Regions from separate parts of the Homo sapiens genome. Here region 1 is linked to region 2. Evidence: chromatin contacts called from ENCODE Hi-C or POLR2A ChIA-PET data. All regions are on one chromosome and are shown on one strand. The core of a region is the stretch at or near the end of the contact, and the rest is flanking DNA. Distances in the headings are between cores, read along the strand shown.

Region 1 (2,983 bases), core at 78-2,577, 360 kb after region 2:
TGATGCCAAACAGTTTGCGGCAATCCAAAAAGAGCAGCTGAAGCAACAATCTGGTAAGTGGAGGAGCCAATAGCAGCAAATAAGATGACCTAGAATGGGGTCTTCCCAAATTAAGTATTCTTTGAGTCCTTAATTGCAATTGGAATTTAAGTTTGGAACAAAAGTTGGTTTTTGTTTGTTTGTTGAGAGCAGAAATTGGGGTTTTTTGTTTGTTTGCTTTTATTGTTGGTTTTGTTGTGAGTCCCTCCCCTCCGCTGTCCTCTCCACTGTACAAAAAGAGACCAGGTAACAGGTGGTTCCATAGTAACAGATGCCAGTCGTGATCCCAAAGCTGTCAGGCTGTTTTCTTTAAAAGAAAAAAAAAATCACCTAGTAAAAGCTATTTAAATAAATGTTTTTAACATGGGACACAGAGGTGGTAAGTGTAGGTGTAGAAAGCAAGTCATGTGCAGCTATAGAAAGCAGATGTAAAAGGAAGAACTATAAAAGCTTTTTGACCTGTAGGCAAATGAGACTTGTTCTTAAGCTCAGCACTTCAAAGGCCCTCCCAAGCAAAGTGCTTCTTCTGTTCCGATGAGTGGCATCATTTGTAGCTTAGTCCTGTTAGGACAGACTTTTTTAAAAAATCTGATCCTTAGCCTTACTATGAAAAACATCAGAATAACATCTCAGTAATCAGAAAAAATGGTTTTCTTTCAGGCACCGAATTTAAGATCAAGTCCAGCTTCCTCCTATAAGGAGACATATACACTAGAAGAATTAGGATTTTTCTCAAATATGTTAGTCTTCTGAAGATATTCACAATCTTTCAAACCAGAAATTGCTCCCCTTCTCCTCTCTCCGAAAAGAATAATAGTGTTTTTCTTTTGAGAGAAGGAGAAGTGTTTGCATTTTCCCTTTATTTTGTTTATTTAAAAAAAAAAAAAACACTCAGGTGCATAGCTGACTTTTGGCCTTTCAGTTAGAAAGGGCTGAAGAAAAAAGAGGTAAAGGCAAGACAGATAAGTGATTGATGCAAGGGAAAAACAAAATCAATGTTGATTTTTTTTAACATGGTATTTTCAGTCTCTGAAATCTCTCCCAGATTTCTATGATACGGGGCCAGAATGGGAAACTCTGGTTTAGAAGATTGTAGGGGAAAAAGCAGAGTGAAAAATAGGAAAAATAAGGAATGAGAAAGTATGATTTATGAGTATGTGGTTGAGGGAAATTTTGCTAAACAGATTCTTAGCTTCTGTCACCATTGGAGGTCAGAGAAAAACTCAACAGTATAGCAGCTGAGCAACAGAACGCTTGTCCTTCTGGCTATAAACAGACATAAATCTGGCTAGAGTTGGGAGCATTGCAGGCACATGCCCTTCTGTTACTATTTTGGCACCTCATCATCCTAGTTTGTTTACACTGAGTTTATCATGCCACCAGGTCCAACCTGTTTCCACTAGCAATTAGTACTTTGCCAAAACCTTTGGCTTCCTATGTTGAGCTTATACTCACCACACTGAAACAACTCTTACTTTGAGAGTTTTACCTGGACTTTCAGACTAGCCATTCTGTCAATAGAGAAAAGTACATATAGACTCATATGTGGCATATAGTGAATAACACTACTTTTATGTAGTCATTCAACATGAATGATGGGGCTGGGCGCAGTGGCTCGCGCCTGTAATCCCAGCTCCTTGGGAGGCCTAGGTGGGCAGATCACCGGAGGTCAGGAGTTCGAGACCAGCCTGGCCAACATGACAAAACCCCGTCTCTACTAAAAACACAAAAATTAGTCGGGCATGATGACAGGCGCCTATAATCCCAGCACTCTGGGAGGCCAAGGTGGGCGGATCACCTGAGGTCAGGAGTTTGAGACCAGCCTGGCCAACATGGTGAAACCCCATCTCTACTAAAAATACAAAAATTAGCCGGGCGTGGTGGTGGGCGCCTGTAGTCCCAGCTACTTGGCTGAGGCAGGAGAATCACTTGAACCTGGGAGGTAGAGGTTGCGGTGAGCCGAGATCACACCACTGCACTCCAGCCTGGGCGACAGAGTGAGAGTCCATCTCAAAAAAAAAAATCAAAGGATGGGAGCAGATTTTGAGGACAGAAGTTTAAAAAAAAAAAAATCGAAGGAATTTCATCAATAAGAAAAAAATAACAAGAAAGAATAAAAAGGTACAAAAGATGTGACATGCAACTTATAACCAAATGATTAAAAAATTTATTCTCATCAATCATTAGAGAAGTGCCAATTAAAACAACCATTAAATTGTTTTTTTACCTATGAAATTTGTGAAGATTCAAACAGGCACTCTCTCATATACTGTTGGGTTTGCATGTAAATCAGACAGTCTCTTTGAGGGTAACTTGGTAGTAAATGTTAACTTTTTTTTTTTTTTTTTTTTGAGACGAAGTCTTGCTCTGTCACCGAGGCTGGAGTGCAGTGCAACCTCTGCCTCCCGGGTTTAAGCAATTCTCCTGCCTCAGCCTCCCGAGTAGCTGGGACTACAGGTGTGTGCCACCACGCCTGGCTAATTTTTTGTATTAGTAGGGATGGGGTTTCACCATGTTAGCCAGGATGGTCTCAATCTCCTGACCTCGTGATCCGCCTGCCTCAGCCTCCCAAAGTGCTGGGATTACAGGTGTGAGCCACCGTGCCAGGCAGTAAATGTTAACTTTTTAAATGTTCAAGCTCTTTGATCCAGCAGTTCTGCTACTGTGAATTTATCCTATAGAAATACTCATACAAGTAAACAAAAAGAGTTAAGTTGTATTGTATTCAGTGCAGTATTTAAAATCATGAAATATTAGAAACAACCCTATTGTTCATCAGTTGAAAAGTAGCTACATAAACCACAGGGCATGCAAAAGATGTGATACAATACAGCTATTAAAAATAGTGAGGTAGGCCTCTAAATGGCCTAACAGGGAAAGGTGTTGGTGCTGATTAAAAGGCAAGCTGAAAAGAGCTATGTATAGTATCCCATTTTTTAAAAAA
Region 2 (3,022 bases), core at 228-2,727:
ATATATCTATTATTTTAAATTTTATCTTCAGGCTTGTCATCTTCCTAGCTGAGTCATATCATGCTGGATCCCTTCCCTGCAATTTTCACCCTACAACTCTTGGGTGTTGTAGGAACTCAGGGCTATAGACCAAATGGGAAGGCAAGGGGATGTGGTCAAGAGACAAGGCAAAGGACCATGAAAACATTCAACATGCATTCACTCTTTGGGCAAACATTCATTGAGCCTCTGTCATGGGCAGGCCCTCTGGAAATACAAAAGGCATCAGACATGATCCTTCTCCTTCTTGGCTCAGTTGTGTAGTACATACACACACACACGCACACGCACACACACACAGGGGTGTCTCCACCCACCTCCTTCTCCACTCCCCACCCCCACCCAGCACTGTGGAACTGATTAGAGTCCATCTGGAGGGAGAAGTAGGTTCTTGGGGGCCAAAGATGTCAGAGTAGCTGCCAGTTTGGACTGAGGCTAGAAGTGGGTGAAAAAGGATTATTCCGAGTTACCTGAGCTCTGAAATAGCCTCCCAGCTGGAAGGGACCTCAGAGTCCTCAGGTCCAATGGCAGCCTTATACAAACAAACACAGCATCAGGGGCTCAGAGAGCTTGCGCTCACCAGCTACAAGGGGAGGAAATGGGACTAGAATAGAAGATGTAACTTCTTTTTTTTTTTGAGACTGAGACTCGCTCTGTTGCCAGGCTGGAGTGCAGTGGTGCAATCTTGGCTCACTGCAACCTCTGCCTCCTGGGTTCAAGAGATTCCCCTGCCTCAGCCTCCCAAATAGTGGGGGCTACAGTCAGGCACCACCATGCCCAGCTAACTTTTGTATTTTTAGTAGAGACAGGGTTTCACCATGTTGGCCAGGATGGTCTCAAACTCTTGACCTTGTGATCCACCCGCCTTGGCCTCCCAAAGTGCTGGGATTATAGGTGTGAGCCACTGTGCCCGGCCGAAGATGTGACTTCTTATACTGCTCACCATCATCCCCCCAGTGGTTCTCTGCTTATCATGAGAAACCGCATCCTCCTGATTAGGGAGGAGTAGACCAACCCAATAGCTCTGCAGATAAAAACTCACTTCCAGCACTGCCCAACCTGTTTTTTCTTGATTTGTTTTTCAACTTCTTGCTTTCTTTTTTTTTTTTTCTTTTGACAGTCTTGCTCTGTCTCCAGGCTGGAGTCCAGTGGCACAATCTCAGCTCTCTGCAACATCTGCCTCCCAGATTCAAGCAATTCCCTTGCCTCAGCCTCCCTAGTAGCTAGGATTATAGGCACGAGCCACCACGCTCGGCTAATTTTTGTAGTTTTAGCAGAGATGGGTTTTCACTATGTTGGCCAGGCTGATCTTGAACTCCTGACCTCAAGTGATCCACCCGCCTTGGCTTCCCAAAGTGCTAGGATTACAGGCGTGAGCCACCGTGCCCGGCCACACCTGTTGTTTTGCTGGCCTGCTGCTACTCTGGGCAGGCAGAACATTTTCACTTCTGGTCTCCAAGTGTGAGAATTCACCAGGCCACTGGCTTCCTGTTTTGTACCAGATCTGTTTAAATATCACGGCTTCTAGATGGTTTTAGATCACTAAGCAGTTTTTAGAAATATAATAATGATCCTCCCATCTGCTCCCACTTTGAGTTTCTCAGACCCCTGGAGCAGAGAGTGGAGCACCAGAGACTCTGGCCTCCTGGCTCCTGGCACCAGGCCCCCTCCAATGCCACTGGCATGGGACAAGACCATTAAGATTTGAAGAAGAACCTAGAGGAGAGAAAAGCTCCCTCTTCACCTGCCAGCCTTGTCACGGTTTTGATCATTCCTTAGGTTATCCTTTAAGATAGAAAAATCGTCATCTGTGTGCTCTCTCTCAGAAATGTAACTGATCATGAGCACAAGGTTGAATGTAGTCAAGGATGGGGAGAGATCAAAAGTTTTGGTTTTCAGAGCACCTAGGATTGCACCAGGGATGAAGCAATGCCCAAGATGTTCTGAAGAGAGATTTCAACACAATTTCCTGAGAAGTTCCTGGCTATGGCCAGAGCCATGCAAAGTACCGTGGAGAACTCAGAAGAGGTTTAAAACCTGATTCTGCCTGCAAGAAATGCCCATCAAATAGGAGAAAGCAAGGTTAATTTCAGGGAGACTGGATGCCCCCATGGTGCCTAGCATAGTTCCTGGCATGTTATGGAAGCAGCGTGAATAAATGAATGCAAAGAAATAATCAATAATAAAGTTATGGGGGCCTGAGACTATCTGTATTTAAAATCAGCAGAGCACAAGATCCATGGGTCTTACAGAAGTCTCCCTGGAGAAGGGAAATTTGAGCTGGCATGAAGAATGGGCAGAATTTGGTGATTTGGAGGTCAAGGAAGTTCTAAAAAAACAAAAGGAAGAAAGAGGAGTGGGTCAGTGGGAAGCTCAGAGCTGAGGATGGGGCCTGGGGAGGACTGGGCTCCTGAGCGCCCTTCTCACCACACAAGGAGACCCCAAAAAGAGATTAGAGACCATCTGGAGGGAGGAGTATGTTCTTGGGGGCCAAGGATGTTAGGATAGCTGCCAGTTTGGACTGAGGCTAGAAGTGGGTGACAAAGGACTATAAAGAAAATAGATTCTTGCTTGGCCTTGAACAAATCACTTCACGGCACTCTGGGCCTCTGTTCCCTCACCTGTGAGGCTGTGAGGATGAAGACGCGCATCATAAGCCTCTGCCCTGCACTGATATGTGCTCAGCAAATGTTAGCGTTTCACCCTACAGGTAAAGTTGGTTGGGAATGGGCCAGACTTGGAACCTGGTCAGACACACGCAGAGTCAAGGAAAGGCTAAGTAATGCTTAGAATCCTAGACCACTAGGGAACTGCAGCCATCACCTTTCAACTGCCATCTCCTAAATTAGAAAGATATATTGACACTTTGTACTTGCATCTTTTAATTGTTTACTGAGCACCTACTATGGACCAGGCTATACGCTAAGAACTGAGAATGCAGACGCTTTAAAAAAAAAAAAAAAAAAAGTAGATGAGGTCTTTG

What was found. Hi-C counts contacts between places; a loop is a spot of excess contacts on that map. ChIA-PET counts read pairs that join two places held with the same protein, here RNA polymerase II (POLR2A). Pooled maps may share reads with other maps.
Region 1: POLR2A ChIA-PET joins it to region 2 with 10 read pairs in activated CD4-positive, alpha-beta T cell. The contact joins two enhancer-like sites. A Hi-C loop is called at or near these places in 6 of 50 pooled maps. POLR2A ChIA-PET finds 5 or more read pairs at or near these places in 2 of 52 experiments (activated CD4-positive, alpha-beta T cell and activated T-cell).

Annotation. Positions count from the first base shown.
Region 1 is chr11:118,365,149-118,368,131 of GRCh38, forward strand. UBE4A (ubiquitination factor E4A) reads left to right here. Exons shown (of 20, transcript NM_001204077.2): 2 at 1-53. Among named protein-coding and RNA genes, the nearest start is that of UBE4A, 7.0 kb to the left of the region's middle. Within about 2 kb of position 1,328, at least 2 of the 41 ENCODE cell types and tissues checked have a DNase peak (open chromatin) inside an H3K27ac peak, as active enhancers do.
Region 2 is chr11:118,006,739-118,009,760 of GRCh38, forward strand. All of the region lies in intron 4 of SMIM35 (small integral membrane protein 35), which reads right to left. Among named protein-coding and RNA genes, the nearest start is that of IL10RA, 22 kb to the left of the region's middle. Within about 2 kb of position 1,478, at least 11 of the 41 ENCODE cell types and tissues checked have a DNase peak (open chromatin) inside an H3K27ac peak, as active enhancers do.